3 separate regions of the Homo sapiens genome follow, and all the other regions are linked to region 2. The links are chromatin loops, found by intact Hi-C in ENCODE. Cell type or tissue: body of pancreas. All regions are shown on one strand. Region 1 overlaps INTS7 (integrator complex subunit 7). Region 2 has its middle 29 kb from the start of NEK2-DT. Region 3 overlaps LPGAT1-AS1 (LPGAT1 antisense RNA 1).

Region 1 (8,000 bases), 240 kb after region 2:
TGTAGGCATTGCGTTGCTGCTGCTGCTGTAATGGCTGCTGGGCTTGCTGCTGTTGTAAGCGAATTTGCTGGGAATAAGGGTCTTCCAGGGATTTTACAAATATGGTAGTTCTGGGACCAGTCTTCCATACTATACCATTGGCATCTTTCACAGAAGATTCCACTGTAATGTTGTGTGTTCCAAGGATAGCAAAGTTCAACAGAAATTGAGTACTGAAGTAATCATTATGAGGTTCAACCCTTTGCTCCATCTCATTGGTCATGTTGTCAATGGGTATCTGCAATGAAACAATTGTTAACTAACAACAATGGCTAACATTTCTTCAGTGCTTACTATGAGTTAGGCCCTGTTCTAAGAGCTTATTTAGACCATGCAGACAATAAAAAATTAGGTACTGCTATCATCCTTGCTTCACCGATGAGGAGTCTAAGGCAGACAGGTTAAGTAATGTCTCCAAAGTCACATGATTAGTGAACGGAGTAGGAATCTGAACACAGGCAGACTACCTCCAGGGCCTACACTCTGAACTACTAAGTGATGCTCCTCACTCTACTTGAGTAGAATGAGCTCCCAGAGCCGTTGACAGCCCCTTCACATGCTGGCCTTTCTTCCTTGCTTACTCAACCCCATCTCTAAATCCCTATCTTCCTTTAGACTGTGAAGAGATATTCTGAAGAAATAGGATGAAATCACCTGTTCCAGAGAGTTTAAAACCTAAGAGACTGAAAAAGAACAAAACACTAAGCAAATTTAAGTTAGGTTCCCCCCCAACAGTTAGTCTGATTTTTATTACTTAATGTAGTGATTCCTTACTCCTTTAACAAATTAACTGAACCATTTGTACATTGCTCATTTAATAAGCACTGTTTTGTTCAGACTGGAAGTACAATATGTTATAAAACACAGATTTATAGGCTCATTCATTTAGCCAGACACTCATGCCTTTGTTCTTCAAAGACCAGAATAAAACCTGCTGACGTACTCTTACCTGTACCCAAGATGAAACGTGTCAAGAGACAGATTTATCCTGAGAATGCAAATAAAGGTGATCTTAATGTGTATTTGACCAAATTACTCTAGGTTTATGTGCGTGTTTCTGTGGTGTAATTAATTATATAAATGTGCCCTGCAGCTTTGTGTCTCAAGGAGCAGTTATCATGTCACTTTTCCAGAGACATTTACCTGTAATAGTAATGAACTGACGTCACCAACCAATTCAAGGTCTTAGAATTATTTATAGTACAGGTACTTTTTCACATTTAGCCTTTGTACAGTTTTTATTTCCCTAAAGAATATGCCAACCAAAGAACTTCCTTAAAAGGACCAGAAATAGGCCTAGGGAACCTGATCACCCTGAATGGATGGCTGCATCTTAAGCTGCAAACTCACTGTGAATAACACTGCAAAGTAATCATGTTATTACTCGGCTTATTATATCAGCTTCCTGACTTTAATCAATGCCTCTTGAGAGGTAGGTCAACAAGCAGAAGACCATAGCTTCTAGGTTTGAATGTTATTTTCTTAACAGTAGAAATTATATGCAAGTAACAAAGAGAATCATGGTTACTACTGTTTCAAATTCAAAGTGAAGAGAGAGTTGCAGACAGGGATAAATTATGTAAATTCTCATTACAACCTTCTGTGACAGCAGATACCCAATTTTAACAGTTATACTCTAAATATAGTAAATAATTTTTTCATCATTCACAAATTATTGAGTGGCTACATAAGGTACCATGCTGTATGGCACAGAAGTCAAAACAGAGGAAAAGAGGAGAATGAAGGCTCAGCCGTGTCAGAGTGGACAGAGTGCCAAAGTGAGAGGAACTTGCCATAGTTAAGAAAGTAGTAATGGCTTAAGAAAGTAATAATAGTTTAGAACCAGACCTTCCCTTGGCTTTTTAACCTAAAACCACCAAAGATAATAAAATGCTCTCTTTTTATACCTTCACTGATACCCTGCCTTCCATGCTATGCCACAATAAACCTGGACACAGCCAATCTGGGCATCTGAGTAACTTCGCTGCTACAACTGTGGACTTGGTCCCTTGCTTCATTTACTGTGGATAAACCACCAGGGAATCGGAAATAAATGTCTAAAGCAAGGAACATTCTTTATCTCGAACACTGGCATTTCATGGGCACAGATTCAGCATCTTAGCTCTGGCTAACAATGTAGCCTAATTCAGGTTATTACTTACCTATATCCTGAGTTCCCAAGGCAGCAAATCCCTAGGGTTACACTCTTAAAAAAAGATTTTACTTTATCTGATCATTTTATAGAAATGCTATATACTTTTTTTAATGATAAAATTTACTTAAAATGGAGAAAACTAAATAGATGTGTATTTTTTGTGGGGAGGGATTGGGTGGGTTAGGGAGACACTTATTTTCCAACTTCTGACGTTTGAAGGGACCTCCTGATGTAAGAGAGACCTTTCGTTAGATTAATATTACTGACCTAGCAGGGAGGAGGTGAGTCTTGCTGATGGGTGACTTTCTGGGCAGGAACCAGACATGGGAAGGTAAGCACTTGCTCTTTCTCTTCTGCTTTGGGCACCTGAGTCCTCTGTGCCCTGCCATAAATTTTATAGGGGCAGGCTCCCATACGTACTGACTGAGGCTGGGTGAAAAAATCCAATTCAGGGGTCTACGGTTAGAAAGGCCTTGCTGCCAGGCATTGGAGTTAGGTTTTCCCACAGCTCCAACAGTAATAAAACTCATATTTTGATCTTTGCCTGGATGCTTTGTCTCTATCAACTGGTTCAGGGAGAGAAAAAGAAGTGTTTATCAACCCCTTACAGCCCCAATGTGGGCTTTTAATTTATGTCCATCTGATCCCTTTGGAGGTATAACTGCAATCTATTTAACCATGAAAAACACTGGAAAACTTCCATCAATGAGCTCATATAAAACCTGTATCACAATTCTGCCTCTTTTCTAAATTACCTTGTAGTCTTGTCCAGATTTACTCTGCAGTGTGGAAGAAACATTCAGACAGACAGACTGAATTTTGCGGAAGAGTCCTGGTTTAGATCCGTGCTGAACCACTCCCTCTACCTTTAGCGCCAGCTGCTGGTTATTCTGGACAGCAATGGGCTCTGCAGGATTCCGGGGCGATGGTGACAGAGCAAGCTGGAATGCCAACACTCAAATAAATGCCAACAACCAAGAGCAAGCTTCCTTCCGACAAACATGTCTGTGCTAATCACTGGTTACAGGTTAACAAATTCGATTGTGCACTCCCCCACCCCCACAGGACCTGACTGTGCCAGGACAACGAGACAGATGTACCTTTAAAGTGCCTCCTTCTAAACATCACTGTGGTTTTCATCCCAAACCTCAGTTCTATTTGAGGATAATAGAGAATTAGAAAAAAGCAAAGGCACTATTCTCCCAATTTTTGTGGTGAGGCATTTCTTTGACAATGAACCACTTCTAGTAGGGAAAGGCATTATATAAATTTTCATTACCTAAGAGCTGTCTCTTTGGTCTTACGTAATTTTAAATAAACTAAATTCAAATGTAAATGAACTTAAAGTTCCAGGATTATCTACACAACGAAGTCACTGTGCTATAAAAAAAGTCAATATCTACAAATGAATCAAATGACATTTTTCACCTCTCATTAGTTTTTCTTCAAAAATGTATTAAAAATCCCAAACACATCAATTAAAGAAAGCCCAAGTCTTGCTAAATGAAAAGATGGAAGAAATTTGAGTCTTTTTGATAATGTTGTTGAACTACTGATCAACCCTGGAGACATCCTACTTTAGGACTTCTTATCTAGATCGTCAAATCTTCCTCATTATTCCAGTCATTTTGAAATGGAATGCTCTGTTATTTGTAATCAAAACATTTGCATGGATGTAAAAGTTTACTGAAGACATTAACTAACAGGGATAATCCAGGAGATCTCTTAGAAGTGACAATTTTCTCCCTTTTCCAACAATTTCATTTTCTGAATCAAAAATAGCTTTTGAATTGTGAGTGGCTTAAATATTTCAAAATACTAATTCTACTCACTGGTTAGCCCCTCAAAACATGTTACTGAAAGGCAGAAGTACTTTGGAAGAAGAACTGGTGACAGTTTACTGGATCTGATTCATTCTAAGTTGGGTCTATAAGTTGGGTCTGAATAGACTCAGCTCAAGATCCTTGCAGGCTACTGTGATAAATCACTAATTTATTCCTGGAGGTGAGAGACAAACAACAGAGCTCCAGTTACCCAAATGCCTGTCTCATAGAATTTGGCACTGACAATTAAAAAGGGAGAGAGTTTAACTCCCAAATTCATTTCTTTCACCAAACCACTTGATAAAGGAGAGAAATGGCTTACAACTAGGTTTTATCAAAACCAAAGGTAAGCCAGGCACAGTGGCTCATGCCTGTAATCCCAGCACTTTGGGAGGCAGAGGTGGGTGGATCACTTGAGGTCAGGAGTTCCTGACCAGCCTAGCCAACATGGTGAAACCCCATCTTTACCAAAAATAAAAAAATCAGCTGCGTGAGGTGGTGGATGCCTGTAATCCCAGTTCCTTGGGAGGCTGAGGCAGGAGAATCGCTTGAACCCGGAGGTTGCGGTGAGCCAAAATCACACCACTGTACTCCAGCCCAGGCGACAGGGCGAGACTCTGTCTCAAAAAACAAAACAAAACAAAAAAACCAATAAACCAAAGGTAACACACTGAAGTGTAGCTATGTCCTACATAATCTTCAGAAGACACCTGGTTTTAAAACCTATATTAACCTTAGTATTCTTCCTGTATTACCTTGATGCTGGTAGACTGTAGTTTCTGGAAAAAATATCTCTGGAAAGAAAGGGGAACTTTCAGCAAAGCAATGATGGCATTGCAGAGGCATGCTGTGTGCTGGGGGAAAAAAGAAACTAAATCAAATAAAAATAAATTTTCAAATTTCATCAACAAGTGGTACATTCAGTATAAAACTACAAATGCCCATATAGATTATTACAAAGGTACATACCAATCAAGAACTAGGCATCACATCCAGGAACTGTGCATACATACTAAATCATTCATTACAGATTTTTACTTTATTGTGAAGTATATTCAATAAAATATAAGTGACAGAAATGAGAAAATCCACAGTCCTCGAGGCCAAGCAATAGGCAAATTCCACATTTCTACAGCGCTCAGAACTATCAGTATATTATTAAACAATTATATTAGATACTAAAATATAGAGTAACTATCACATGGCAAAGTATGATAAACAGTATGGTAAAGAAGCCCGAGCATTTTGCAGGACTTTGGCTTTGAGCTGGCTCATTCTTTCATTAGGTGGCTTGTCTCTATGGCCATTGGTCCTCAGAGTAAGCAGTGGTGGAAACTTGGTCGAATTCAGATGAAAGAGGACTATATAGTCGGGGAATCCTGAAACTCTAATAAAATATCTTATTTCTCAAATCTGCCTCACACATTTAACTGAGTTTTGAAAATCCCAGCATGACTGCAGAGGTACAGAAACACCACAGAGAATATTTTGAGCCTTAATGAAAGTGGTCATAAAATCAGAATTTAAGCGTTCAAAGATATTTTAAAGATTACCCAGTCTAATAGAAGAAAACTGAAAGTATCATAAGAACACTTTTAACTTCAGGTGAACCAGAACCATTCCTGCTTGGTCTACTATCCCTTCCTCAGTCTACTCCCGTCTCAGTGGCCTCGTAAGTCACCACAGTGAGGCAGCGCTCCTTTCACGGGGGCACTAGCTGCGGGAGGTCTGTTCTTGCAGACCCGATTCAGCAACGGATAAATAAAGTATGCTGACACACAGATATTCTGCTCTGCCAGTCCAGCTGAGGGTCCCAGCCGCTTACAGGCTCCTGCTGAGTCCTGTAAACAGTTGCAACTAGGCCCTGATCAGCTAGTCAGACTCGCATTTATTCAGTAAGATTAATTAACAAAAGCTTGAGTCAACACCATTAGAGGGAAATTGACATTGTGGACTTCTGAGTAAAAGGCACTTAAGCACTCACGGTACATCAAAGGTTAGTCTTTATATGAGTAAACAAGCTAGCCAGGTAAACTACTCTGCCTTTCTTTATTACTATTTTAATTTGTTTAAAGGTAAAGAGATCAGGCCGCCTTCAGCCAGATCTATTACTGAAGTTAGGCAAACTTCTCAGCCTTCCAAGAAGATTTGTGTCTATTTCTATAACTATCTCTAATATTTTTCCCACCAGCCTGATTGAAACCCAACACCACAGGTTGAAAACTGCTGCATGCACCATGTGGTATGCTGTCTGTCCCTCTAGGCTCCTGCTTTCAAGCAGAGTGTCACCTAGTTGCTCATGCTGTAAACATTTTTTTTTTTAAAGTTGGGTGTTAAGGCTAAAAGCCAGAAAAATCCATTCCTTATTGGGTTCAGGCAATTGAACATTTTGTGCCCAACAGACTCATAGTACAAATGCCAAGTCTATTACCTGAGATAATCACAACACAGATTTAAAGACACTGGTTCTATTTTTTCAGATTTAACTGTTAAAATAGCATTAATCAGCTTCCTGCAACAAGTAATTTGGAAAGTATTTGCAGAGACATCCACCTTTGGTGGACCTCTGATGCCACACTAGTGTCTAAGGAGAGAAACATCTTTGAAGCGTGGACTCAGAGGACCACAAGGGACTTCAGGCTGTTTTCAGGCAGAAAGTCACCATTTTGCCTTTTAAAAGAATGGTGCAGATTTTGCAATACCCTCTTGGAAAAGTGTGGAGTGCCTCTGAGGTCAACAGCCCCTTGGGTATTGACCTCCATAGGTGTATTAGCAGATCACTATTAAGATGTCTGGAGATGTAAATTACGTATCATGATCAGTAAACCAGCAGAAAGACGTTAACGCTTTTTGTTTTGTTTTGTTTTGTTTTTTGAGACGGAGTCTCTCTCTGTTGCCCAAGCTGGAGTGCAATGGCACAATCTCGGCTCACTGCACCCTCGGCCTCCCAGGTTCAAGCAATTCTCCAGCATCAGCCTCCTGAGTAGCTGGGATTACAGGCATGCGCCACCACGCCTGGCTAACTTTGTATTTTTAGTAGAGACAGGGTTTCACCATGTTGGTCAGGCTGATCTCAAACTCCTGACCTCGTGATCCACCCGCCTTGGCCTCCCAAAGTGCTGGGATTATGGGCATAAGGCACTGTGCCTGGACAATGCTCTCTTAATTGTCAATCCAATGGATACTTTTCAGTCTTTGTATTTTCTGACATTTCTGTGGCACCTGATAATGCTCTTCCTTCCATGAAATTCCACCTAATAGTCCATACCCTTATTTCTGATTCTTCCTTTTGCCATCTTCTTTTTAAAGAGCCTCTTCTTTTGTGTGTTCCTTAAATGCTGATGCTCTCCTTGTTGTCTTCTCTTCTCAATCCATGTTTTTCATAGGCAATTCTCCCCACTCCCGTGACTTTAAGAACTTCTATGTGCAGATGACCTTATATGCATCCCAGCCCATCTTTCTTCCAACTGCAACGTATTTACTATCCAACTGCCTAAAGACAGCAACATGTTTGAAAGTAAAACCTTCATCTTCTATCACCTCTCTATATTCTCTCAGTAAAGGATCAATCAGTTGTGTAACTGATCATTCAAGCTGGAAACCTGGAAGGCATGCCTCCATCATCTCATGTCTAGTTAAAAAACTCAGCCTTGAAAATATTTTCACTAAATATCTCTCATATATATCTATTTTTCTCATTCCTACTGCCATTTTAGTAATTTGTTCCTTAGTTTGGATTACTGAAAAAGCCTTGTAGTCATTCTTCTTTCCTCTAATTCCACACCCTGCCAGCCATTTCCTGTTTTGCTTCTATATGATAATATACAATCTATATTAAGCACTTCTCTCTCCTACCCATTTACAATTTCTAAGAAGCCCCCCTGTGCCTAAGGACAAAGTCCAAGCTCCCTTATACTGTGTTCAAAGCCTTTTGTCACCTGGCCACTGGCTACCTCTCTGATTTCATCTCTCTAATCCCTAGC
Region 2 (8,000 bases):
CTACTCAGGGGAGCTGAGGAAGGAGGATCTCTTGAGCCTAGAAGGTCCAGGCTGCAGTGAGCCAAGATTGCACCACTGCACGGCACTCCAGCCTGAGAGATAGATCGAGACTCTGTCTCAAAAAAAAAAAAAAAAAAAAAAAAAAGATGAACAGATCTCAAGGTGGGACCAAATTAAGATTGGATTTTAAATCATCACCAAGTATTTAACACCTCTTTATCACATAACTGATTACCCTTAGAGGAAACTGAACTCTTCTAGAACATCAGTTACAGGCATGATTCAGTGTGACAGTGCATCGCAAAACAATGAATTCTAGGGTTTTTTGGTTGGGTTTGGTTGTTTGGCTGGTTGGTTTTTGTTTAGTTTTGTTTAGTTTTGTTTTGTGGGATTGGTTGTTTTGTCTGGTTTTGTTTGTCAAAAATTCTGGACATAAATGGCTCAAGATTTTGCTTAAAACTGCTGGAGCATCATCAATATATATTATTTCAAACTGCACCCTCACCTGCCCCACCCACCCTTCAGCCTCTGGGAATGGGAGTTGGGTGCTGGATTTTGAGGTCTGTGAAAACTCTTGAACAGTGAGATCTGATGAGCTTCTAGACTACAGAACACATGGAGGTGCTGGAGGGTGGGTGCCCAGAGAGGACGTGGAAGCCCTACCCCCTGCCCCACCCCTACCTCGCCCTATCCATCTCCCATCTAACTGTTCCTGAGTTGTGTCCTTTATAATAAGCTGGTAAATGTAGTGTTTCTCTGAGATCTGTGGGCCATTGAATCTGTGGGCCATTCTAGCAAATTATTGAGCCCAAGGGAGGGGGCCATTGGAACCGCTAACTTATAGCTGTTTGGTCAGAAATACCTGAGACCCAGACTTGCCATTGGCATCTGCAATGGGGGCAGTCTGGTGGGACTGAGCCCTGAAAGTGTGGGATCTGACAGGAGCTGCAGCTTGATAGTGTCAGAATTAAATTGTAGGACACCCAGTTGGTGTTGGAGAATTGGTCACTGGGGGAAATAACCCAGACCTCTGGTGTCAGAAATGTTGTGTGGGTGTAAAGAAACTGTTTTTCTCATCTACCCAAGACCTTGTTTTCTGGCTAACTCCTACTTGACCTTCAAAACCCAACTCACGGCTCACCTCCTGGGGATCCTTCCCTGATCCCCAAGGTGCGAGGTAGGTGGTGCTCTTACGTGTGTTCCCTGAGCACAAGCACATGTACTTACCTCTGTCAAAGCACGGAAGACACTAAATGGCCATGATCAATTTTTTTTTTTCTCTCTGAGTCTTAGAGAGCAAGACTGTGTCTTAGACAACTTGGGATCCCAACACCTGGAACACAGCTTGGCACATCACAAATGGGTAGTTTTGGTTTGTCAGTTCGATTACCTTGTATAGAGCCAGCGCTTGGAATAGCATGAGGTGTGGAAAGGAGCTGACGTGCTCACCTCATCAGTAAGGCGGCACAGCATGCTGGCACTAGTATGGGCTTTGCAAACAGTCAGACTTGGGTCCAAATCTCTGCTTTACCATAACTCACTAGTTGTGTGCCTCTGGGCAAGTGTTTTAACCTCTCTGAACTTCAGTTGTCTGGACAAGCAACCAGGCGAGTGAATAATGTAACTTGCGATAAGGAGGAGGGAGGAGCAGGTCTGGGGAGGAGGATGTCATTCCTGCAGCCTTCTGACTGGAAACTCCTGTAGACAATGGATAGATGATCTGGGAAGAAGACATTAGAGATCTGGGGTCACCAACAGGTAATGACAGTGGAAGCCACAGAGGTGAGTGAGGAGGAGGTGTCTGGAGGGGCAGGTGGAGGGGAGCCTGCAGGGTAGAGTGAGGTGAGCAGAGGGTCACAGGCGGACAGTCACCAGCGAAACAGAGTGTGCGGGGAGGGGGTCTCTATCTTCATGACTTTGCCAAGCTCCTATTCTGATGAATCTGAAACCAGCTAAATTCTGCAACATTCATTAAATGAGGAATCTAAAATAGCTCTCCAATAAATGATTTATGTAATTATTGGCTGCTGCTTTCATTAGGAGCTGTTGTTAACAGTGTTAAAAGTGAGGGTTTTTTTTAGCCTAATTGAATGAGAAAGAAAATTAGAATAGAGGAGCAAATTAGAGGTGTCCTCTTCTCCCCGCAATCCTGTGCAAGTATAAACACTGCCCACTGTGATTGTCTTGGAAGGAAGAGATGGGGGGTGGTGAAAGGGACTGAAATAGGGCCCCTAGGGCATGAGGAAAGATAGGTACCAGACAGCAGCAGCTCAACCTGGCCCAGCTGGGTCCATTTCCCAGAAATGACCTTCCTTTCTTTCTGTGCCAAATGAAAGAGGTAGTGGCGGGGTAGGGGGGAGGGGGTTATAATTTGTACCCACGATGGGACAGGCCCAGAAAGGGAAGTCCAAAATTGGAGGAGAAGCCATTCCTCTGGCCACTTTTGCTCTCGCCACGAGTGCAGCAAGCAAGGCTCTCTGAGGCAGCCTCCTCGGAGGACAGCTGTGTCCAGGACCTGCAGCACCTGAGCCAGGGGGCTTTACCTGGCCCCTCAGGCCCTCAGTCCTTATCTACCTGTCCAGGGAACAGCTGCAGCTGCATAAAAATTCCTGGGTGTGCGCCACTGCACTCCAGCCTGGGTGACAGAGCGAGACCCCATCTCAAAAAAAAAATAAAATTTCCCACAGTAAATGCGCTGCCTGGGACACATAGTCCCTGCTCACACAGCCTAAAGGTAAAGAGCTATGGAGAACAGGAGCCTCCCACGACCTTCTCAGCAGGCCTCACAGGTCACAGCTTCCCACTGCTTCCAACACAGCTTCCTAACAGACGAAAAGCCATTCAACAGAAGGCCTCCAGAAACTAAGGGAAAAGACCTATGTTTGTAAATTTTGCCTAGAAGCACAACTACTAACTATACCTCTGTTATGGGTTGAATTTTGTCCCTCAGAAAAGATATGTTGGAATCCTAGCCCTCAGTACTTCTCAATATGACTTTTATTTGGAAATAGGGTCTTTGCAGATGTATTTAGTTAAGATGAGATCATATTGGAATAGGATAGGCCCCTAATCCAATATGACTGGTGTCCTTATGAAAAGGAGAAATTTGGCTACAGACACACACACACACACACACAACCCCATGTAAAGATGAAGACAGATTGAGATGATTCGTCTCCAAGCCAAGGAACTCCAAAGATTTGCCTGCAAACCACCAAAAGCTAGGGGAGAGGACTGGAGCAGATTTCTCCCTCACAGCCCGCAGAGGGAACCCACGCTGCTGACACCTTGATCTTGGACTTCCAGCCTCTTGGACTGTGAAACGCTAAAGGTCTGTTATGTAAACCTCCCATTCCATTCTGTGCTACTATGTTACTGCAATCCAAGCAAACGAATGCATCTCTGTCCAGATTACTGTGTGGGCAGGACGCAGAGCGTTACACCTTTCACACCTGTGAAAAGGGGGCCTCTTTCAGAAGGAAGGAGGGGAAGCTGAGTTTCCCAGCTTCCCCTTGTGGTTTCTCTATCCAGCCAAATTTTGCAGCTGCTCCCAGCAAGTCACATGTGTCCCTACTCCACGATCTGCCCGTGACTGGCTCTGCACTTGTTTATTCACTTACTCATATTTCTTTGTCCACCTGTGCATTTGTTTTTTCGTTCACCCAACACATTCTCTTGCCCACACCTGTATGCCAGCTGCTGGTCCAGTTGCTGGGCACACAGCGCGAACAAGACAGAAAAGAGCCATGTCCTTGCGGAATATTCATTACAGTGGGAGGAAAGGTCACTGATTAAACAATACTGACATCAGCGTAAAATGACAATGGTGGTTAAGTGCTGCCCATGACAGCAAGTGGATGCAAGAGCAATTAGCTGGCTGTCTTCATCGCCCAGCTAACCCTGACTTTGCCTCTGGCCTGTTTGTGAAGCCTGTGCTTCCATGTGAGGACAAAGACCACTCAGGTGTAGAAGAGCCTCATTGTGCTGTTAAGTGTTCTGCCGGTTGCAAAACATGCATCTTGAGCACAGATGTGAGCATTAGTTTGTGCCTGTCCCCACTGCAGCAGTGTTTTTGGCAGATGACTGAGGGATGCTCTGGCTGAAGTGGCAGGGATGCATGACACCCTTTAGGGAGTGGATTTCCTGGATAAAGACCAAACAGTGATAACACTAGAGGGTTGTAAAAGCCCCAGGTGGTCTCTGCAGGAAGCTTGGGACCCCAAGTGTAGTGCAGCACAGTGCTCTCAAAGGGTGGGTGCCAGACCAGCAGTACTGCCTGAGCTTTTAAGAAAGGCGAATCTGGCCCCATGCAGACCTAATGATTCAGGAACTGGGAGGGCTCAGCAGGTGGCTTCACCATGCCCTCTGGGGGCCACTGATGCAGGATGCTGATGCTCCTGGAAGTTGAGAAGCCTGGGACAGGGTACAAACATGGCTCTGGGGATAAGCAGACTCCAGTTTAAGAACTGGCCTTCCACTTACTGAGGCTTAGTTCTCTTATCTTTTTTTTTTTTTTGAGACGGCGTCTCGCTGTGTTGCCCAGTCACCCAGGCTGGAGTGTAGTTGCATGATCTCAACTCACTGCAACCTCTGCCTCCTGGACTCAAGCAATTCTCCTGCTTCAGCCTCCCAAGTAGCTGGGATCACAGGCGCGCTACCACACCCAGCTGATTTTTGTCTTTTTAGTAGAGACAGAGTTTCACCTTGTTGGCCAAGTTGGTCTCGAACTCTTGACCTCAAATGATCCACCCACCTGGACCTCCCAAAGTGCTGGGATTACAGGCATGAGCCACTGTTCCGGGTCCATTTCTCTTATCTTTAATAAGGACATAAAAATAGCACCTAACTTCTAGTACTGACTTCTAAAATTGCAAAGATTACATTAGGTAATGCATGTCAAGTGCCTGGGACCTAGTACAAGTTCCATAAACATTAGCTAGTTATTATTTTATTAGAATGATAATTCTCCTGTGTGCTTATGGAGAACAGGCCTACTTAGCCTAAACATTGGAGCATTAGGAGGTTATCAAGCAAACCTCAGTATAACCATAGCCCTTTCTTGAGCTGGCTGCCTGCCTGGCCCTGTGCTCTCTGCCCACCAAGCAGAACTGGTGAGGCCGGAGATGCTTCCTGGCTCAGCACCTCCTTAGCCCGAGGGCTTATAGGACAAGAGTTGTCAGGAATCTGGGCCTCAACTTGCTCCAGGAACTGCAACCTACGATCAGGCTACATTTGCAAACTGTCATCACAACACCAGACAGTTCAAAATCAGTGCCTCATGCATGATCTAAACAAGGGTGTTGGCTTTGTGGGGAGAAGAGGGCACAGGAGAGTGACGTGCTAAATAGGTATGTGTGAAGGGCAGAGTGCCATAGAGTTTTCCATGGAAGAGCCTCAGCACTCCAGGGATTCATGTGCCAGAAAAGCCGAGTGTGTCTTGCCTCTTTGACTTCTTGATTCGTTTGTCCCTTTAAGCATCCCTATTTGTTTACCCAAATAGGAGGTTGCTCTAAGCTGTAATAAAGCTCTCAGCTGTGCCACTGCAGAGGACAGCTGCACAGGCAGGTCAGAAAGGCCAAGGGAGGCTTGCAAATGCACTGAGCTAATTTCCAGAACATGCACATTCTGTCCACCCCACTCCTCTGTACTGAAGTTTTAACTGAGTGATACTGGAGGAATCCTCCTGTGTCTATAAGACTTCCAGGGCCTACAGGGCTCAGTGGCTCATGCCTGCAATCCCAGAACTTTGGGAGGCTGAGGCAGGTGGGTCACATGAGGACAGAAGTTTGAGACCAGCCTGGGCAACATGGCGAAACCCTGTCTCTGCTAAAAATACAAAAATTAGCTGGGCATTGTGGTGCACATCTGTGATCCCAGCTACTCAGAAGGCTGAGGCAGGAGAATTGCTTGAACCTGGGAGGTGGAGGTTGTAGTGAGCTGAGATCACGCCACTGCACTCCAGCCTGTGTGATAGAGAGAGACTGTCTCAAAAAAAAAAAAAAAAAAGACTTCCAGGGCTGGTTGCATGGTGCAACTGACTCACGGACACACCTGCTTCCCCCACTTGGGGCCCAGGCACAGCCTTGTCAGAGGACACAGAAATGGGTTTTCCTCAGCACCTTCTAAGAATTCCCTGGGAGGTTGTCAAGTTGTTGGGACAACATATCGGGTTCTCAGGTTCATCCTGTCCCAAAGGAGGAGACACAGACCAGTTTGGAGACGTCTTAGTCTGTGTTGTGCTGCTATAACAGAATACCTGAGACTGGGTACTTTATAAAGAACAGAGGTCTTACGGTTCTGCAGGCTGGGAAGTCAGAGGCGTGTGAACCAGAACAACTCCATCTTGAATAGGAGCTGGGTAAAATGAGGCTGACATCTACTGGGCTGCATTCTCAGATGGTTAAGGCATTCTAAGTCACAGGATGAGATAGGAGGTCAGTACAAATGCAGGTTATAAAGACCTTGCTGATAAAACAGGTTGCAGTACAAGAGCCAGCCAAAACCTGCCAAAACCAAAATGGCAACGGGAGTGACCTCTGGTCGTCCTCACTGCTGCACTCCTACCAGCACCATGACAGTTTACAAATGCCATGGCAACATCAGGAAGTTACCCTATATGGTCTAAAAAGGGGAGGCATGAATAATCCACCCCTTGTTTAGCATATCATCAAGAAATAACCATAAAAATGGGCAACCAGCACCCCTCAGGGCTGCTCTGTCTATGGAGTAACCATTCTTTTATTCCTTTACTTTCTTAATAAACTTGCTTTCACTTTGCACTGCGGACTCGCCCTGAATTCTTTCTTGCGTGAAATCCAAGAACCCTCTCTTGGGGTCTGGATCGATACCCCCTTCTGGTAAGATGTTTCTGGTGACCACAGAAGCGACTATACAGCAGAAACCCCCGACCCAAAGGCTGACTTGGGGTAAGTGGTGGGGTCCAATAACATCTTTCTCTTGGACCACAAAGGGGACAATACTGAGGAGACCCCCGACCCAAAGGAAATAGACTGTTGCACTGATTGGAGGACTTCGGGTAAGTGGTGGGGTACCTGGGTAAAGAATGGGATTGGGTTAGAGGCCCAACTTAGGGGGGTTAGAGTCTCTCCTAAGACAGAGTGGGTTAGAGGCCCCTCTTAATAAAAGGCAAGGACACTTTACCAACCTCGGGTTAGAGGCCCAACTTAGGAGGGTTAGAGTCCCTTTTAAGGTTTACGGGGTTAGAGGCCCCTCTAAGTAAAGTTCCTCTCGGCTAAAAACAGATTACTGCTAATTAATCTGCCTTGCACTCTTTGCTGATAGCCGTGGATGACGGGGGTAGGCAGGTACAGGATCGTGGGACTTTGGCAGCTTTTTCCTCCCTAAACGGGGAAACTTGAGAGCTGATGGGATTGCTGGGAAAGATCCCTTTGCTACCGACAAGCGGCCACCTGAACTTTTCATTGTCGGCTGCAATGAGTGGGTCTTTCTCTGGCCTTCCTAAGCTCTTCACCTTCCCCACCCTGCCACAGCCAATACTTTCCTTCTCTACTTTTCCTTTCCTATCTTTCCTGTTACTCAGTGCAACCATCTTGCCCAGAGACCACGTGTTGAAACTCCAAGCCAGAGGCTGGATTAAAGATGACGGGGCCTATCTGGGGGCAAATTTAGCCCTTGCCAGTTTGATATTGGGTGCTACGCAGAGTGGATAATGTCTATGTTTTATCACACGTATTTTGCGATGGCCAGAATGAAAAAAAATAATTTTCCTTTATGATGCAACTTGGCCCTCAGGGTGATGGTGCCTCAAGCTGGATCACTAGGGCTACTCAGAGAAAGGGAACGCAGAAGCCTGGCATGCTGACAAAAGGGTAAGAATTTCTTACCAGTCAGATTTCTGGCTTCTCTCTCTCTGTGCAAACAGTTGAATGAATGGTTAAAAAAAAATGAAATAAATCAGTGTTTATCTCCTCTGTAAAGTTTTGATTAATGCGAAAAAGAATTCTAAGGCTAGTCTTAAG
Region 3 (8,000 bases), 130 kb after region 2:
CTTCTATATTCATGTCAATAATTATTTTATATAAAATGCTCCAGGGCTTATAACCTTAAAATTTTTCAGATAGGGTGAGCCAAATCATCCACACTTGGCTGAGTGTGGTGGCTCACACCTGTAATCCCAACACGTTGGGAGGCTGAGTCAGGCAGATCACTTGAGGTCAGGAGTTTGAGACCAGCCTGGCCAACATGACGAAAACCTGCCTCTACTAAAAATACAAAAATTAGCCGAGCGTTATGGCACCCGCCTGTAATCCCAGCTACTCGGGAGGTTGAGGCACGAGAATTGCTTGAACCTGGGAGACAGAGGTTGCAGTAAGCCTAGATCATGCCACTGTACTTTAGCCTGGGCGACAGAGCAAGACTCTGTCTCAAAGAAAAAAAAAATCCTCCAGACTTGACTGCAACTCTCAGCCATTTCAGCAATTCTTTTTATTAACATGATTGACCCTAAACAATACTATAAAGTAAACAATTGTGTCTCCTCCATGCTCCTCTCCTGTTCGGCTAGCTTCTCTTTTCCCTTCTTAAGGCTAAAATTATCCCTAGTTTCCAAAGGGCCCTGAAGACTCCACATGAGGCCTCCCCCTGCTCCCCAAACAGATAATACTCTAAGCTAGAACCTTCTTTCTCACCTGTCCAATGTTATGTTTCCTTGGCTCAATCCTTATCTCCCCTTCCTGGTGTGGTCAGCTAATCCATGACAAGGGGCTTATGGCTAAAAAATGGAAGAGAGAACTCTCTTCCTAAAGCATTAGTATTTTATACAGAAACTAAAACCCCCAAAGCCTTAATGTATTTCTGCTGGCAGATTATCAGGTATTGTAATGGATGAGTATATTTGTAAGATGTTTTGGAGAAGGATATTTTGGCAAGTTCTTCTACTCACAGAACCTATAAAATCACATAGTACACCTATGAATAAGACATAGTTCACTCACTCATAGGTGGGAATTGAACAATGAGAACACATGGACACAAGAAGGGGAACATCACACACTGGGGACTGTTGTGGGGTGGGGGGAGCGGGGAGGGATAGCATTAGGAGATATACCTAATGCTAAATGATGAGTTAATGGGTGCAGCACAGCAACATGGCATATGTATACATATGTAACAAACCTGCACGTTGTGCACATGTACCCTAAAACTTAAAGTATTAAAAAAAAAAAAAGAATCCTAACATTTAGAATAGAATTTTAAAATGCCAAAAAAAAGCAAATTCAAAAAAAAAGACATAGTTCAGATTTAAACTTGCATTTTCATAACATAAGATTCAAAATATTACGTTAAAATAATAATAATCACTGGCACTTATTGATCACTTTCAACAATCCAGGCCATGTTCTTGGTGCTTTACATACATTAATTCATTTAATCTTCACGATGACTTTTTTTTTTTTTTTGAGACAGGATCTCGCTCTGTCTCCCATACTGGAGTGCCGTGGCCTGATCTCCGGCTCACTGCAACCTCCACCTCCCAGTCTCAAGCAATCCTCCCACTTCAGCCTCCCAAGTAGCTGGGACTACAGATGCATGCCACCACGGCCAGCTAATTTTTTTGTATTTTTTGTAGAGACAGGGTTTTGCCATGTTGCCCAGGCTGGACTTGAACACCTGAACTCAGGAGATCCACCTGCCTCAGCCTCCCAAAGTTCTGGGATTACAGGCATGAGCCACCGCACCTAACCCACAATGACTTTAAAAGGACCGTATTGTTACCCACGTTGTACAAATGGGGAGATTAAGCTATTTGCCCTGATTTCTACCCTGTTCCTCTGTCCTCACCTGCATCTCCAGGAGACCACTGAATCTCACATCTCAAGCTTTCTTTCATGTTGTAACTTCAAGTCCTATCATTGACAGCAAGCCCCTAACTTCTGGAAACTTTTATCTCCTAAGTACCTAAGTTTCTGAATTTCCCCACAAATATATATATATATATATATATATATATATATTTTTTTTTTTTTTTTTTTTTTTTTTTTTTTTTGAGGCAGAGTCTTGCTCTTTCACCCAGGCTGGAGTGCAGTGGCGCAATCTTGGCTCACTGCAAGCTCTGCCTCCTGGGTTCACGCCATTCTCCTGCCTCAGCCTCCTGAGTAGCTGGGACTACAGGCGTCCGCCACTATGCCTGGCTAATTTTTTTGTATTTTTAGTAGAGACGGGGTTTCACCCTGTTAGCCAGGATGGTCTTGATCTCCTGACCTCGTGATCCACCCACCTCAGCCTCCCAAAGTGCTGGGATTACAGGCGTGAGCCACCGCACCCGGCCCCCAACAAGTTAAAAAAAAAAATAATTGGAACATCTTTGTTCTAGTGTTGGGGTGGTGTAATTTAGTGGTATTTGACAAGAGAAAGGAATTTTTTTTTCTTTTTTGTAGAAAAGGAAGACAGGGCGGGATGTGGTGGCTCACGCCTGTAATCCCAGCACTTTGAGAGGCTGAGGTGGGCAAATCACTTGAGTCCAGGAGTTCGAAATCAGCCTGGGCAACATGGTAAACCCCATCTCTACTAAAAATACAAAAATTAGCCAGCTGTGGTGGCACATGCCTGTAATCCCAGATACTCAGAAGACTGAGGCATGAGAACTGCTTGAACCTGGGAGGTGGAGGTTGCAGTGAGCCAAGATCATGCTACTGCACTCCAGCCTGGGTGACAGAGCGAGACTCTTCTCTCAAATCTCTCTCTCAAAAAAAAGAAAGAAATAAAGAAGGAAAGAAGGAAGGAAAGGAACACAGAGTAATTCCACTTATGAACGGGGAAAATAAGTTGTGGAGAACTTATGCAGCTTGTTCATCATAGAGTAGACCAGAAATCAAGTTGGCATGGTATCGAGGTGACCAGCTCATCCTGGCTTACCCAGGACTTTACCCATAGTTTTACTATTGAAAGTCCCGCATCCCAGGAAATTCCTCAGTCCTGGCAAATGGTTGGTGGCCCTACGTGTGGTCTCCTGACTCCTGGGTCCCCATACAGTCCCTTAGGTTACAGAGATCCAGCCTCCCTGCTCCCCTCCCTCCCCACGTTTTGATCTGCTCTACCTATTCCCTGATGATCTGATGTATCAGAGATTAACAAGACATTCAGGGTTGATAGTGGTGTTTAATGTTTCCTCTAAACCATATTAGTTGTCCTTACCTGGGTTAAATTTCCCCCTCTTATCCAAGCCTTCTGTCGTATAGCTTGGCTCTTTCCATGCTTCTCATCACATCGGCTTAAATCGTAAGGGATTTGAGCAGAACTTTTCTCTCTGTTCCTACTCCAACTGTATGTTTAAGATTAATTTATCATTTTGGGGCTAAGCCTATTGGCTAATACTCTGTTGTAATGAAAGTCATGCCACCTTGCATTTCTCCAGTGCTTTTCAGTTGACAAAGTTCTTACACACACACACACACACACACACACACACACACACACACACACACACACACAATCTTGTTAGATGCTATCAATAACTCCCTTAAGTAAGCAGGTACTTATTGGTTAAAAGAAATAAGAATAAGGTTAAGGAAAGAATTTCTTTACAAGTGATTTTCTCTTGAAATGTCTTCAAGAAATATTTTATGAAACACAATTTCAAACCTTTTGTTTCTCTTAAATTTTATCTTCAAAGCATAAGCTGAAGTAGAGATCTGAATTAATTTGGAACCAGCTGCTGGGAAGCCTACAGCCATGAGAAATCCCAAAGTGGGGCGGGGGAGGTTCTCCTGCTCTAAGTGCTATGAATCAAACAAAGCTATGGGCAAAAGAGTGATGCTAAAATGCTGCAGCTTAAAGTATGGGATTTAAAAAAACTTAGAACCATTCAAGTTATATTAATACATTGTTCAGTTTCTTAAGTTTTGGTAGTTTCAGTTACTCCATGTTATGCTGAACTGAATGGCATTATTTCGAAAAGCTGCCTACTCATAAACAGGCCTAATCATAAAAATCATCTAGGGTTCTTTTTAAACTCAGATATTAGTGTATATGAAGATCTACTAGAGAGTTTGCTAAAATGCAGATTCTGGGGTCCCATCTCAGAGATTCTGATCCCATAGGTCTGAAGTGAGATCCAGGGATCTTTTGCTTTAAAATGCATCTTCATGTGATCTGGGGCAGATAATCTGAGGATCTCCACAGCCTTGCTATTTACATCTGCCAACATTGGCATCACCTTGGATATTTTATTTTATTTATTTTTTATTTATTTATATTTAAGTTTATTTATTTATTGAGACAGGGTTTCACTCTGTTATCCAGTGGTGTACTGGAGTACAGTGGTGTGATCTCAGCTTACTGCAACCTCTGCCTCCTGGGCTCAGGTGATCCTCCCACCTCAGCCTCCCAAGTATCTGGGACAACAGACACACACACTACCATGCGTGGCTAATTGCATGTTTTTTGTTGTTGTTGTTTTTTGTTTTTTGTTTTTTGTTTTTTTGGTAGAGGCAGGGTTTTGCCCAAACTGATCTCAAACTCCTGGCCTCAAGCGATCTTCCTGCCTTGGCCTCTCAAAGTGCTGGGATTACAGGCATGAGCCACTGCACCCAGCCCCACCTAGGATATTTTAGAAATACAGAATCTCAGGCTCCACCCTGGATCTCCTGAATCAGAATCTGCATTTTAATAAGATTCCTAGGTGATCTGTATGCATATAAAGTTTGAGAAGTAGTGCCCTACAATATAGCAAATACCACCACATCGATTCAGAAATTGAAACCAAGTGAGAGCTCTAAGTGGATAACCTGGAACAATGGGGGCTTTCAACATGTACTTAATGGTGGAGTGTGATGGCTCCCACCTGTAATCCCAGCACTTTGAGAGGCCAAGAGTTTGAGAACAGCCTGAGCAACATAGCGAAATCCTGTCTCTACAAAAAATTAGCTCAGCATGGTGACATGCACCCGTAGTCCCAGATACTGGGGAGGCTGAAGCAGGAGAAGTGTTTGAGCCTAGGAGTTTGAGGTTGCGGTGAGCCATGATTGCACCACTGCAGTTCAGCCTGGGCAACAGAGGGAGAACCTGTCTCCAAAAACAATAAAATAAAATCAAACATGTACTTAATAAATATTCATTAGGTGCCTGTATTTTCACAAGAGAAGGGGAGAGGGACTACACAAGTCCCCTGGTGTAAACTAACACTGAAAAATCCTGAATAAAGCAGTGTTCCACATAAGAATTAAAGGAGTTAAGTAAGGCTATTTTATATATTAATCAGTAAGTATTTATTAGGTGCTTGCTATGTACCCACAACTTTGCTTTTTCCATTCTATTTGGGGGACAGAAAGCTAACATAGAGGAAACTTTTAGAGGATAACCTCCTCTAAAATGAGCTAATCAGTAAAGTGTGGGTAGAATTTATGTAGGTTGACAGGAAGCCCTCCCAAGTAGGAGAAAAAGCAAGGAGAGTAAAATAGAAAATGAGTTTGATATGTCTGGGAAACAGAGAGGTGAGTGGCCCATTGTGGCAATGGTTTAAAATGACTGAGAGGTGGAAAACTAGAACATTATGTAGGATGAAACTAAATTGTAGATAATTTTGAAAGTCATAAGTAGAACCTGCTCTAGCGTGTGTTTGGCAGATGCTGTTATTTCCCCTAATGTCCATTCTTTCTTTCTTCCTTATAGGAGGATTTTTTTTTTAAGCTCAGCCTATGGACAACAAAAGCATGGACTGTATTTCTCAGCATCTTTTGCAGTAAGATCTGATCATATGATTATAATCTGGCCAATGAAATATAAACAGAAGTGTCAGCTGTGACTTCTCTAGGGTATCCTTAGAGGATGAGGGACACATCTTCCTTTTTCCTGTTAACTAAATAGGGATGAGGAAACTGGAGCCCAGGTAGCCATTTTGGACCTGAAGGTGGAAGTCAAGCTAGGGAGAGCAAACAACACGTGTGTGGATCCCTGATGATCAGGTCATCCTAATCCTGAACTGCTTTCCTCTGGTCTCTTTAACAGGAGAGACCAGAGGAAAACCATGAGAGAGAGGTAATTTTCTATCCCACTTAAGCCACTATTGTACTTTGGACTTTCTTGTCATGTACAGCCAAGCCTAATTATAACTAATAAAACATGCAATTGAAAGACAAAAATGCAAGGGTTTATGCATCAGGTACCATTCTGGTTGCATCTCTTACAAACTCTATGTGGTAATGGATTAGTTACCTAATCTCTTTAAGCCTTTGTCTCCTCGCATGTAAAATAGGAAGAATGTCCCTCAAGGGTGATTGTGAGGTGCAAATTATATTAAATTTATAAAGTATTTAGCACAGTGCTGGTGCATAGTATACTCTTAATAAATGTACCTTTTCTAATTATATACAAGGGCAGATCAGCAGACCAGTATGGGACACAGTGATATCTGTGGAAATATACAGGGCATCCACATCTATAAGATTACCATGACACTAATGGGTATTATGATTTGGAAGGTGAATAGATTAGAGGCAGGGAAATGCTTCAGAAATCTCAAGTCTGACCTGTGACATTAGCAGTGGAACTGAAGTGGATATTTATTGAACCCCTTTTTATATGTGCCAGGCACATTCTAGGAGTCAAATCCACAGTGATAAACAAAACACACATGGTTCTTACACTCAAAGAGTTTACAGGCTGGTATGGGAGTCAGACATAAAACTACTAATGGAAAATTATAGAATGACAAACTGAGGCACGTGACCTGAGGGAAAGGAACAGAATATTCTGAGAGCTTGTACTAGAGGAACCTAATGTAGTGAATTGCAATTAAGCTGGGATGTGAAGGATGAACCTGAGTTAACTAAGAGAGGCAGAAAGTACATCCTCTGAAGGGAAATGAAGGGCAAAGGCCATGTGGTGAAAAAGATCACAATGAATTCTCAAAATTAAGATAAAACCAGTGCACCCACAGTGGTGAGTCCAAGGGGATCCTAGTCTGAGATGAGCTGGAGAGGTAGGCAAGAGATACACTCTATGGGGCCTCACAGACCATCATAAAGGGTTTTATTCCAAGGATGACTGGAAGGTGCTGGCAGGTTTTGAGCAGAATCCTGGGGTGCCCAACCATCCCAGTTTGCCTAGGACTGAGGGATGTGAGACTTTCAGTGCTAAAATTGGAACAGCCCCAGGCAAACCAAGGGATTGGTCACCCTCACAGTTATATGATCTGATTTTTTCCTAAATATTACATTTTGGCTGTCTTACAGAAAACTAGCTGTAGGAAGGAAGGAGTGCAATTGATAAGACAGTTAGGAGATTATTGCAGTATCCAGACAAGAGAGGATGGTAGCTTGGGCTAGGGTGATGACGGTGGAGTTGAGGGAAAAAGGATGGGCTTGAGAGAAATTTAGGGGTAAAATTGGCAGGTCATGGTGAGAGATGGAAATGCTGCTTCTAAGACTGCATGGATTAACTCAAGTACAAGAGTGAGATCTGGATTCAAATTCTACATAGGACTACTCTAATTTATTTACTCTTGAGCACTAAAACACTGGGGTCTATATAAGAGGATTTTTCTTTATCCAAAGTACAAGCATACCTCTGAGATAATGCAATTTTGGTTCCAAACCACTGCAATAAAGCGAGTGATAAAATATTTTTTGTTCCCAGTGCATATAAAAGCTATGTTTACATTACGCTGTAGTCTATTAAGTGTAAAGTAGCATTATGTCTAAAAAATTTTAAAATACTTTATTGTTGAAAAATGCTAACAGTTATGAGTCTTCAGCAAGCTGTAATTTTTTGCTGGTGAAGGGTCTTGCCTCCATGTTGATGGCTACTGGTTGATCACAGTGATGGTTGCTGGAGGTTGAGGTGCTGTGGCAATTTCTTAAAATAAGACAGCTATGAATTTTGCAGTATTGATTGACTCTTCCTTTCATGAAAGCTTTCTCTGTAGCATGCTATGCTGTTAGATAGCATTTTATTCGCAGTGGAATTTCTTTAAAAATTGGAGTCAGTCCTCTCAAACCCTGACGCTGCTTTATCAACTAAGTTATGTAATATTCTAAATCCTTTGTTGTC

What was found. Hi-C counts contacts between places; a loop is a spot of excess contacts. Peaks named below come from ENCODE experiments on the same cell type or tissue, not always from the same donor. Only the 100,000 strongest peaks of a DNase experiment are listed, where the experiment ranks them.
Region 1: a loop joins it to region 2, with 3 times the contacts of the local background. A loop is called at or near these places in 37 of 110 quality-filtered maps.
Region 3: a loop joins it to region 2, with 4 times the contacts of the local background. A loop is called at or near these places in 80 of 110 quality-filtered maps.

The regions. Positions count from the first base shown.
Region 1 is chr1:211,941,835-211,949,834 of GRCh38, forward strand. It overlaps INTS7 (integrator complex subunit 7), which reads right to left. Exons shown (of 20, transcript NM_015434.4): 18 at 4,773-4,871; 19 at 2,950-3,135; 20 at 1-277. Among named protein-coding and RNA genes, the nearest start is that of INTS7, 90 kb to the right of the region's middle. RefSeq lists an enhancer at 5,725-6,337. In body of pancreas, a CTCF peak has its summit at 3,085 (motif pointing left); a DNase peak (open chromatin) is centred at 3,207; H3K27ac peaks cover 1,972 bases.
Region 2 is chr1:211,700,415-211,708,414 of GRCh38, forward strand. No RefSeq gene overlaps it. Among named protein-coding and RNA genes, the nearest start is that of NEK2-DT, 29 kb to the left of the region's middle. RefSeq lists an enhancer at 3,734-4,235. In body of pancreas, no CTCF peak of the experiment used is centred here; a DNase peak (open chromatin) is centred at 3,627.
Region 3 is chr1:211,833,843-211,841,842 of GRCh38, forward strand. It overlaps LPGAT1-AS1 (LPGAT1 antisense RNA 1), which reads left to right. Exons shown (of 6, transcript NR_135820.1): 3 at 5,622-5,691. Among named protein-coding and RNA genes, the nearest start is that of LPGAT1-AS1, 6.9 kb to the left of the region's middle. In body of pancreas, no CTCF peak of the experiment used is centred here; no DNase peak of the experiment used is centred here.